Regions from separate parts of the Homo sapiens genome. Here region 1 is linked to region 2. A link is a contact called in ENCODE Hi-C or POLR2A ChIA-PET data. All regions are on one chromosome and are shown on one strand. Each heading gives the region's core, a stretch centred on a gene start or an enhancer-like site at or near the end of the contact. The rest is flanking DNA. Distances are from core to core; before and after follow the strand shown.

Region 1 (5,835 bases), core at 3,038-5,537, 630 kb before region 2:
CAGCTATGTATAATAAAACAAAACCCTCCACCAGAAAAAAGTTTATGACTGTCTGAAGGGTCAGATGGTCATTAGCATTTTTTAGCAATTAAGTATTTTTAAATTAAGGTATATGCACTTTTTATATATATCTAAAATGCATATATGTATATATGCATAATATACCTTTATTACAATATTTGCTTTATAGTGGTGGTCTGAAATCAAACCTGCAAGGTGTGCCTGTACCATCAAACTCCAAGGCATGCCTGTACCTTCAATTGTCATCTTTAAGATAGCATTTTAAAGAATCAAGTTTGATGCCGTAACAGCAAGAACTATTTAAATGGTAAAAAAAAAAAAAGTAAATAAATGTAAAGTATTATTAGCATTCTTATCATTAACAACATCTCATCCAGCTTCTTCATTTTATAAATGTAGAAACTGAGGCTCAAATGTAGTAGAACATTCATTCAGAGCACCAGATGCTACACACTAAAGCTAAGCCAATAAACAAAGTCTGTCATTGCCCACTGGGTGCACTTTCCTTTACATAACACAGAAGATTCACAATATTCAAATTTCCTTGAAGATAAGTGCATGGTGAAAGTGTGATACACTCTTCCAAAAAAAATCTAACCTTGCTCTTATACTCTGCTGCCTCTATCATTTTAGCATTTCTATAAAATATTATACATGCAAACTGGGATATAACAATTAGTTAATTGAGTCTTTGTAGCAGATGGTGAAAGTTTATGAATTGAATCAATTAATGAATAAATAAAAATAAACTGTTGCTCTCATTAGCGTCCCTAAAAATATGTAAATAGCATACATTTATTTTCATAGTTCACAGATGGAGGTACGGAGGCCCACAGAGACTCTGTTTGCTCCTGGGTAGGAGAGTAGTAGACAAACAATCTAAAAAGAAATTTCAAAAGGCTACCATTAATTTTTCTTCTTCTTTCTTATCCAGATCAAAACTGAGTAGAGACTGTTTACAATCTTTTCTTCCTGTCTCCTTATCTATTTAACATTTCATAATCCAATTTGGCCTTGGCACAGAACAAGTTGCACAAGCTGTGAGCAACCTGGATAACACTCAGTTCTCTGTCCTTCTCTTTCTGAAAGGTTTCACAATTAGAGGGCTAGAGGCAAAAAAGAGACTGGGGCTTTGGAACAAGTGCCTGAGAGGATAAAATGAAATCTTCCACTGTGCAAAGCACAGGTAATAGTCTAGATGGTACCATTTTTGTTAGAGATTTTGTGCAGAAGGAAGAGGAGGGAGATCGTTGAGTTGTTTGTGCCTTGGCATTTCCTTTTTTTTTCTTTTTTAATTATACTTTGCTATCCCTTCCCTACCCCCTCACCCCACGACAGGCCCTGGTGTGTGATGTTCCCCGCCCTGTGTCCAAGTGTTCTCATTGTTCAATTCCCACCTATGAGTGTGGCTTGGCATTTCTAACAATCCTAACATCTGGAGAGGTTTGTCTCTGTCCAAGAGCAGCCCTGGAAACACCCCCACAGCTATGCCTGTCCCTTAGGCAACCATGGTGGTGCCAGTGTAGAGTCAGAACCTCCAAAACATTTTGTGAGACAGGCTCATGCTACGGCATATTTCATTGATTGTTAGCACTGCATTAAAATATCATTTCAGGCAATTAATATTTTATTTATAAACACTTATAAATATTTATTATAAGTGACTATTTAAATAGCAGCTCATGAGAAAACAAATCTATTACATTCGTATTAAAACATCTTCGGATGCTTAATTATAGGAATATTTAGACAAATCATTAAAAATTTACGCTTTCTTGAAAAGTCTGTGACAAACCCAATTCTTCCCCCATTTAGCTGAGGGTGCAAATTTGATAGGATAACACACAAAAAAAATGAAAGAAAAATCCATCCTAATTTCCCCTCACTAGTAGTTAGATAGATCCTGTCTTTGTACCAGAGAAGCCAAAAGGCATTTTAAAATATTTTCTTAAAAATTGTCAGAAAAGGGTCAGGTGTGGTGGCTCATGCCTATAATCCCAGCACTTTGGGAGGACAAGGCGGGCGGATCATGAGGTCAGGAGATCGAGACCATCCTGGCTAACACGGTGAAACCCCGTCTCTACTAAAAATACAAAAAAGATCAGCTGGGCATGGTGGTGGGTGCCTGTAGTCCCAGCTACTCCAGAGGCTGAGGCAGGAGAATGGTGTGAACCCGGAAGGCGGAGCTTGCTGTGAGCCAAGATCTCGTCACTGCACTCAAGCCTGGGTGACAGAGTGAGACTCCATCTCAAAAAAAAAAAAAAAAAAAAAAATTGTCAGAAAACACCAGGTGTGGTGGCCCACACCTGTAGTCCCAGCTACTGAGGTGGGAAGATCCTTTGAACCCAGATGGTTGAGGCTGCAGTGACTATGATCCTGCCCCTGCACTCTAGCCTGGGAAACAGAATGAGAATTTGTCTCTAAAAAGAAAAAAAAAATGTCAGAACAGATGGATTCATTTTGGATAAATGTTCCAGGCTTACCTGGAATCAAAATTTATCATGTCCCTAAATGTGTCTGATTAAGAGTCTTCAGCTTCTTCAGCTATTTTAATCAGTTCCCAAACTTGTAATTGGCAGTCCTATTTTTCAGCCAGCAAGAAAAATGGTTATTGCCTGCATTGATTTGTTGTAGGGCATATCACCTTACCTCACTCTGTTCTGAAAATATAATTAAAACATTCTGAGAGTAGTAGTTCACCAATGTATAAGAATCTAAGTTTACATTTTCCTCTTTTATGAATCTTAAGTTTAGGGTAAAAAGAAAGTAAATGGGACTAAATCTCCTTACCTGGTTGTGACTGATTTCTTTCTGTTGAGAAGCACGGCAATTTCCATAAATCATAGATTTTCACCTCAATTACTACACTGTTTAATTGGACTTTATTTAACCTTCTTCTAGTATTTGCATCATAACTATGGCACAAATACCCTGTAAGACTTGCATACATACGGAGCTTTAAAAGTGCAATGACCAATTTGAAAGGAAAGTTAGAATCCCTTCATACATTTCAAAGAATTGCTCTTTGAACATTCTGTTGTTGTTGCAACATGTCTCTCGGTTATGCTTAGTTTAATTGCTGTTGGCTTTTAGTACAAGACAAGTTCACTCCACTACATTACGGAGTGGTTTGAAACAGCATCATAATCCATAAGGGTTATCTTGTAAATTTTAAGACCATCCAACCCTGTTAGTTGCTTTTAATGATCTGAAATATATTTCTGAAAACTGGCATTATTATTTGTAGTGGAAAATATCATATAATGTAAAAAAGATGGCCTGGATATGTTGCATAATCAAATCAAGATATAGAGATGGGTGAGCATTGTGGAATAGAAATGAGAAATCTGGAAAGATATGCTGGATAGTGATCTCTGATGGGCAGAGCTTTGAAATAAAATCCTAATAACCTGAGGAAATCATTTTAAAGACTTTCAGAAAAAAAAAAAAAGACATACAAGAACAGCTAGTTCTTTGCCTGGCATCTTTTCCCCCCAAAGCCCCAGTAAACAATCTCAAGTGCAGTTAAGATGTTAACAACATTGTTTTGAAATATTTGCCATAAGGTCACACACCATGGTGAATCACACCCTAGAAGCGAGCAATAGGATATTATTAAAAGACACAGCCTTTACATATCTAATTCCAGTTAACCACTTGTAACCTGGTTACAAATGCAAATTTGAACCACTTGTCCCATTTTCTTTCTTTCTTATACAAACAAAATCACCATCCACTATTGATATAATTCTCCAAGCAATGAGACCTGTTGACCTATTCCAAAAACATCTAAGCGTCATTCCATGAAAATTGTGATGTTTAGTTTGTTTCTCTGGTTGGGGGTCTGCTTTTTATTTTGTTTTATCCCAGAAGCAGTGACTATTTTTGGAATTTAGCTTTTGATTTTCCCTTTAATCCCACCCAGAATGCAGTGCTTCTAAACTGTACCAGTGTGTCACCTATCCTCTATTTATTACATCTTATGCTTTAAATATCACCTCTGACAAACAAAAGAAAAGCAAATGTCCCTAAATTTCCTGAAGGGCTGAAACATCAAGCCCGGATTATTATTGTTTATGTCTCAGCTTTAGCAGCTCCAGTGTCTCCATGGTCTGCTGTGTGCTGGGCTGGCAATGATGGATGGCCATTACGGCAGCTTATTGGAAATGGCTTGATTTATAACCTGTTCTCCTGCCTCAGTCTAATGGCTTCATTTCTTTCTTCCAGTGCGTGATGCCACAGCCAAGGTCATTGCACCAATGGCCTTTTGTTGTTAGTCTGCTGATGACCAGTGTGCCCAGGAGTCAGCATGGGGAGGGGTGAAGGGGGATAGGACACAGGAGGGGGTGAGAAGCCTGGGGGTGGGGAATTGCCAACCTTTACATTTTAATTTTTTTTTATCTCAGCCCCTGATAACTGCAGTAGAACAGTAGATTAAATGCTGTCTTCTATTTGCTTCCCGTGCTTGCCAGACAAGGAGCTGCTTTATGATCCTCAGTGGGGAAGTCTATTACTCACCTCTACTTTAAATGACCAACATCAAATATATACAGCTCCCATTAAAGCTGAGATCAATAAAAATGCCATTAAGATAGTAAAAGTTGCTGATATTAGTGAAGCCCCCAAACAAAATATTTGATTTTCTTTCAGGTTGTTAGTGAGATGGAATACGAACATATAAGTGAAAGGAGAACTGGCCATGCCTATGGTCAATAATTTATCTCAGAGATTCATTCAGCCTCTCACCCAATATTTCCCTCCTGTCTATTGATTCCCCATCATTATTTGTCATAAGCTGTCCTAACTCAAGGAGAAAATATGCCTTGCTGGTCCAAGGGGAGTCATACCTGGAGAAATAGAAAGGAATTTCATTAAAAGCGAGAAAGAACTGCTGTGGCTTTGAGAAACTCCAAGAGCAAGTTGCCAAGACTTTGTTAGAGTCCTAAAGTAAAGTTGTAAGCAGCTCAGCAACATTGCACATGGATGTCGGGAAAGCTGGTCTGAGGTTGTTCTGATTGTGGTTAAAAGGAAATCAAAGGGCTTTTCTGTATGAGATTTGAACATCCAATAAGTGTGTATGGTGGGTGAGGCAGGTGGGGCGGGCAGGTTGTGTTTTATTTCATTTTTTCTCTTCCCCTGGAATGTTTCAGTTGATGTTCCCAACGAGGCTCTTACAAGTACTAGAGGGAAGTCAAGGGCTGTACCTTAGTAAAGAGTATACAAGTTTATGCCAATATCATTAAGTCAAACTGGAATCTTAATGGTATAAGCATAACTTTGGAAATAGAATTAATTTTTAAAAGCCTGGATATTTGCTTAAGGGCAATTTTTTAAAAATGGGCTATATTTTATTTTAATAGGAAACATGTTTCTGATGTAGCAGTCAATGGTAATATTTGAAATTGGTTTTGAACAATGGCTTGAAAGCTTGATACCTCTCCAAAGGTCAATGATAAAGAAATGTATAAGTTAAATCTACCTGGAGTTGGCTAATTCTTGCCAACAGATGGTCTTATTACAATTTTCTCAAATCTTAAGTCAGTTTTGTCTGGAACATGAATTCATAGCATTTTAAAACTGAAAGAGATCTTGAGGAACACCTAGTCCCATTTCTCTATTTAATAATAAGAATACTACCGTTACTAATAATAATATTAATCTAATACTTACTCTGTGGCAGGCATTACCTTAAGCTACTTACATCCTCATAACACCTGCATTAAGTGGGTGAAAGTCCCATTTTATAGAAGCATAAAAAGGTTAAGTAACCTGCCCAATATCTTATAGTGCATAGTGGTGGCATGAAGACTCACA
Region 2 (5,810 bases), core at 1,761-4,260:
GTGTTTTCACTTGGAGAGCACAAGTGTTAGAAAGTGTGGGTGAAATTCACAGTCAGACAACTTCATATGGCAGAGACCATTTGATGTTCTCTTAAACATTAAGAAACATTGTGCACATTTTGGTTGTGATTTAAAAAAGAAAACATTTATAGATCTCTAGCATTGTGGAAGCTTTGTAAAAAAAAAAAAAAAAAAGCATGAAGCTAACTTTGACCTCTGTTCGACAGTGACAGTTTCTGAAGTAATCACTGTTACCATAGAGAAGTGATTTTGTGATTTAAGAAACAAATAAGCCCAATGCCCCCCAAATATATATCTGTATATGTATCTATGTGTGTATAGACACACACACACACACATACACATACATGGAGAAGTCAAGCTGATTTTGTCCAAGAGACATAGACTTTGGTGCAAGCACTTTTAAAATTGTTCATGTGCTTTTCTGAAGTTAAAACTCCTTATCGCATTTTAATAAAACTTGCCAGCACTTGACTAGGTATTAGGGCGTCTTTTAATAAAAACCTAATAGTGAAAAGGAGACAGCTTTAGGACATTTTATTGTGCATAAATATATTTCAATGATCTACTTCAATATACATTTCGATGTGGCACTATGTCAGAATGACTTTAAAATATTGGATTAAATATAGATACATCAAGAGAATCTGAACTGACATTGGCTACTTAAAGCAGCGAGATTGCTTGCACTGCTGTATTAGAGCCTCAGTTGTTCTATATAAATGGAGGTGTTGGTGGTGGGTGTCTTTTAAACTTTAGTATAAACCACTGAACTGTGAAAGGTTATTATTTTATGAGATGCTGTTTGGAGTCATTTTTTGAGATGCTGTTTGGTCTAGATCAGAAAACCAACCAAAAAGAAAAAAAAATCCTCATAACAATAGCTTGAAAATGTAGAAAATTCTTCCAGGAACTAATCACAAGTGCATACACGTTTGATATATTCTAAACTAATAGTTGAAGTACTGAGTGCTGGAAGAGGTCTGGCGAACGTGCTCTAGTCACTAATAGCAAACATTTACCTTTGAAGCAACAGGATGAGTCACACTGGCCATGCTTAGCATCCATGTTCGACTGGATAAAGGGGCATATTTTGTGAAAACCTTCAGGCAAAAATCTTACTGATTATTCAAAAATAAATATTTTAACATTTCATTGAGCTATCTAATGAATAAGGAAAACATCGAAGGCTTCCTGCGGCGCAGAAAGAATTCTAGCAGCGTCAAAAACATAAAGGAGCAAAGAACAAGAGGAAGCTGAAGGACGCCTGCTGAGTAGTTATTCACTTGTGAATATCTGAAAACGTGCTTTTCTGTGCCCTTATTTAAAAATGAAAAACAAATATCATCTTTCTTTGTCCTTTTAAAAAAATTAACGTCAGAATATGGCTATGCTAGCTAAACATCATTTTTTTTTTTCCAGGCGATTTATGCGAGAAAGGGCCAATTTGAACACTGGTAACTAGTGGGAGAAATAAACTTATAAGCCACAAACACATCGGTTCGCAACCGAGCCCACAGCCCCGCGAGGCGCCCCTTCTTCCCAGCTCCCGGAGGATAACTTCATTGACTGGCAGGTCGGCGGCCACTTCTGGGAGGGCCACTGTTTACCGAATGAGAACCTCTCATGGCACAGTCCTTACAGCAGGGCTGCCCTGTCGCCCTTGCGCGTCCGGGTGCCGGGTCCCGGCGGTGTTCTGCAGCGCGATCCGGTCCCCGTGCCCTGAGCCACCCAGAGCCCTGGGCCTGCCTGCACCCTGGGGCGCGCTGACTCCCTGGGTCGGGTGGGGGTCCCGGCAGGATGCACTTCCAGCTGCGGGGTCCGCGGAGTTTGCTCGCACCTGGTTTGGCGCAGGGACGTAGGTTTGGGGGACTGTGTCCCCTGGGAAGAGCAAAAGGTGAAAAGGTCCCCTCTCCCACCAGTGTGCCCCATCCCCGCCAGTTTTGACTGCGATCCTATTTTTCTCTTTGGGGGTCGCCTCAGCCTGTGCCGGAGGGAGTTGGGAGTTGGTCAGGCTTGGGCAGCGGTGGGTGGCAGCCCGGGAGCCGGAGCAGGAGCGCGAGGACCCGCGGACTGGGGCGCAGCGACGATGGCGCACCGGCTTCTGTCTTCTGCTGCTTTGGGGCTGAGCATCCGAGGGCGCCTTTCTCCCCAGCTGGACTCGGGGACGCCGGATCACCCCGCCACCTGCCTCTTGGCCTAATTCTGGAAGCTTCTCGCCTCCGTTCCTGGACGGCTCTTCCTCAGGGGCAGCAATGAGCCCCGGGGTGCGCTCATCTCCTCCGAGATCAATTGCTCTACGATTCCTTTTAGGACTTGCAGGGGGGAGAGGTTGGGGACCCCGGCCCCAGAGTGGCTCCTGCGGCACGGCGGCCCACTCGGAGGGGTCGCAACAAGCGCGCATTTGTGGCCAAGGTTGTGATTTCAGGTGCGCTAATGGGATCAGACGTCCTGGGAGAAGCGTGAGGGGATTGGTGCCGTTCCTTCTCCCGGCTTCCAGCGGCCGCCGGGTGGAAGTGGGGACACAGGAGGGCCGCGCTACGGGCGCCCAGCGCGGGCGCTCACACCTCTTGAGGAGGCGTGGAACCCAGCGCCCCAGGTGGGGGTAGGGCGCGGGGGTATAGGTAGTGAGGGGTGACGCTGGGAGAGGACCGGGAGACGGAGGAAAGGAGACAGCCGGGGACACTACTGAGAGAGGGAGTAAGAGAGTGCGCTGCAGAACCGGGGACAGAGCGGCAGAACCGACCGAGAGCTGGAATTGGATTGCGTCCTGTCCCAGCACCAGGACACAGATAAACAGCCTCCCAGCACTGGTACTCGCCAGAGAAGGGGAAACCCGCGTCCCGCGCTGCTGCTTTCTGCTTCGGAGAACCTTATCTAGACTTTTGCATAATTGCGTGTTGGCTTTCCTAAATAATTCGGAAGAGCGATTTCTGCTTCCACTTGTTCACATAGGCAAACAATCCCTGTGGGGAAAATGTGTGTGTGTGTGTGTGTGTGTGCGCGCGCGCGCGCGCGCGTTCCGGTGACAATTGAGGCCAGAGGCAAACACATCCTCTTTCAAAATGTCCCTTAGGTGATCCCGTAAATGACTGTCCTGCTCTAGGCAGTGGGAGTCATCATCCACTGGGTAGGGGGCTGTGATTACTCTGCCTAGGGACCACTTTTCACAGCTCCTTCCCCACCGTAGATAAGGGTGTTAAATCAAGGCATTTAGTTCTACTTTTCCATTGCACAGATAAGCAAGCTGAGACCCAGATAGGTTAAGTGAAGTATCCAATTTCTTCTCTCCTTTTCTTTTCTGTATGCCTCAAGATGGTTTTATACACACACACACACACACACATACATACACACACACACACACCCTGAACTACGAAAAACATCACAACTACGGAAGAAACATTTTTTACTCTTCTTATTTCCTAAGAAGACCAAAAGTCAGAGCTTGTCTTCTGTCAGAAGCAGATGGGTGTGTGATGGCAGTGTGTGAGTGTGCAAGTGTGGGGGGGCTGGGCGTTGGCGCCATCCTTCCTCCTTCCCTGCTCCATCCCTGACTCCATCACCGAGCCCCTTCAGGGAAACACAAGGCAGGAGGTTGTACCGCTATGCAGAAGACCCCTCCAGGTAGGGAGCTTGAAGAAATGAAACAGCAGGGAGAACCTGTATTTGGTGGTGAAAGTGCTGGAATCTTCTAGGCCTTGCTCATCTCCAACCAGCTACTTCTCCAAAATAAAGCAAAACAAAACAAAACAAAACAAGGCAAACAACAACCACCACAGGCCTTTTGCATCAACTTCCTGTGACTAAGTGACCCTAAGCAGAGAACTGGCTCAGGTCACTTAGGGCAGGGGTAGGACATTGAAGGCCTTATTTACTCCAGGATTAAAAACAGCATCCCCTCTAACCCTGTCTCTCTTGGGCAGCCTGTCTTTTAAGGATGTGAAAAGCAGCTTCTTGGAGTCTAAACAGGCACAATACCCCACTGGGATGTTTAGGTATCAGGTTCACAAAAACAGCATTTTACTCCTGCTTCCCCGAACCCCTTTGCAACCCAGGCTACCATACTCTTTGCAAGAATATCCGGTATCTTTTCCGGGCAAAATGAATTGAGTTGGCACTTCCTGAAATATTTTTATTTTTAGCTTCAAATAATTTTGCTCCTAAAACAAATTAGTTACTTATCCTCTTCTCACCATGCCCTAATTATTTTTAGCTTTATTCTAATTTTTTTTGTTACCTTGAATTTTGTCTTGATTTGAGAGTTTGGTATAGAATACTTGTTTGCAGACTGGTAATCTGCAGTTTATTTTGTTTTTAAAAAACTCTGTGAAGTTTACTGTTGTTTTAAAACTCATGGAATATTAACAAAAAATAACCTAATAATATTCTTCGAGGCTTAAACTTTGGTTATAGTCTATGTCCTAGCCTAGCTTTTATGATAAGCCTGTTGCATTTTAAAGGTGCTTATTGATTCACATGTCTTTCAGTAAAAAATCTTTTGAGGAACCCAGACTTTTGAAAGCTATTTAATTTGCATGTATTTGGTCATTACAGGCTAAAACTGAAGAATGAGTTTGGAAATTGGTTCTATTAGAAAACACTGTTTGCACATCCAAATGTTCCCAGTCAAGATTTCCCAATAGTGGCAGTGAGAAAGAGAGGCAGAGAGAATTAGGATACTTGGGTTCAAATTTTAGCTTAGTCACTGATGGGCTGATTGAGTGAGAAGAACTTAATCACCTGCAAAATGAATTGCTTACAGTATTTTGATCTCTAAATACACTTTTGATTCTGATATTTAATGATTTTGTATTACAAAATTGGGCAGAAAACGCATAGCTTCATAACAAGCAAAAAATTTTACTGTTAACACATCATACTTATTTTAGAGTAAATTTGAAGGAGGTTGATGTTTTGGAATTTGGTTGGAGAGTTATCCAAAAGCAATGTTTCCCTGACTCAACTACAACCAATTACACACAGTGGCCAGTAGGAAAAGGATTAAGTTGTCCAGACAAAATATAATGGTAACAAAAAATAATCTTGTGCTTTTGACATCTTTCTGTTTACTTGTTTTTGTCTTGTTCTAATGCCCCCTGAATTACTATTTTCTAAAAAACAGTCTCATCTAAAATAAAACATAGTAATGTGTTTTCAAATGAGACATTTTATTGTAGTTACGATTTCTTTTGTATATTTTCCTAATGCAGACTACAATAAATACACTAAAATATTTCAAATGGTTTGCTTGTGTATATGCTCTTAAGTCGTCTTTATCCCACTTTGGGAAGCATATGCTGTGTTCTGAACAGTTTTAACTTTATATATCAGCATGACTAAGTCCTTTCAACAACTATCACGCAAAGACCACGGAGAGCAGAACTATTCAGGATATCAAGAAATGAACACTAATGAATAGGAAACAATGAACCCTAATTTTAGGAAGAAATTAGTTTTGCAATTCAGCATTGTCATTTAAAGTGGAATTGTGTCTCGTAAAACTTCTGTAACTGCCATACTTGTTGCTATCAGTAAATTCTATGAAGTCTCTATTTTACACGACAGCATTTTGAAATGTAATTGCTACAGTTTTAGATATTTCTAAGGCCTGAATTTATTATAACAGGCAATTTTTGAAAAATATACCAGATTCAATTAAAAAATGGCAATAATTTCTCATAAAAACCTTCAAAACATTGAAATCTGTGTTTTATATTCCAGGGAATAAAAACATAAAAACTTTACTTTGGACTTAAAAAAAAAATTCATTCACTCTCAATTCCCCG

The links. A loop is a pair of places that touch in the nucleus more often than their neighbours do. ChIA-PET counts read pairs that join two places held with the same protein, here RNA polymerase II (POLR2A). Pooled maps may share reads with other maps.
Region 1: a loop to region 2 is called in a pooled map of heart right ventricle, with 4 times the contacts of the local background. The contact joins two enhancer-like sites. A Hi-C loop is called at or near these places in 1 of 168 maps with a recorded cell type or tissue (sigmoid colon) and 3 of 50 pooled maps. POLR2A ChIA-PET finds 5 or more read pairs at or near these places in 1 of 52 experiments (MCF 10A).

The regions. Positions count from the first base shown.
Region 1 is chr2:67,053,328-67,059,162 of GRCh38, reverse strand. No RefSeq gene overlaps it. Among named protein-coding and RNA genes, the nearest start is that of LINC01828, 30 kb to the left of the region's middle. RefSeq lists enhancers at 3,755-5,038, 3,488-5,221. Within about 2 kb of position 4,287, at least 3 of the 41 ENCODE cell types and tissues checked have a DNase peak (open chromatin) inside an H3K27ac peak, as active enhancers do.
Region 2 is chr2:66,422,796-66,428,605 of GRCh38, reverse strand. It overlaps MEIS1-AS3 (MEIS1 antisense RNA 3), which reads left to right. Exons shown (of 4, transcript NR_046438.2): 4 at 1,444-5,264. Among named protein-coding and RNA genes, the nearest start is that of MEIS1-AS3, 7.8 kb to the left of the region's middle. Within about 2 kb of position 3,010, at least 5 of the 41 ENCODE cell types and tissues checked have a DNase peak (open chromatin) inside an H3K27ac peak, as active enhancers do.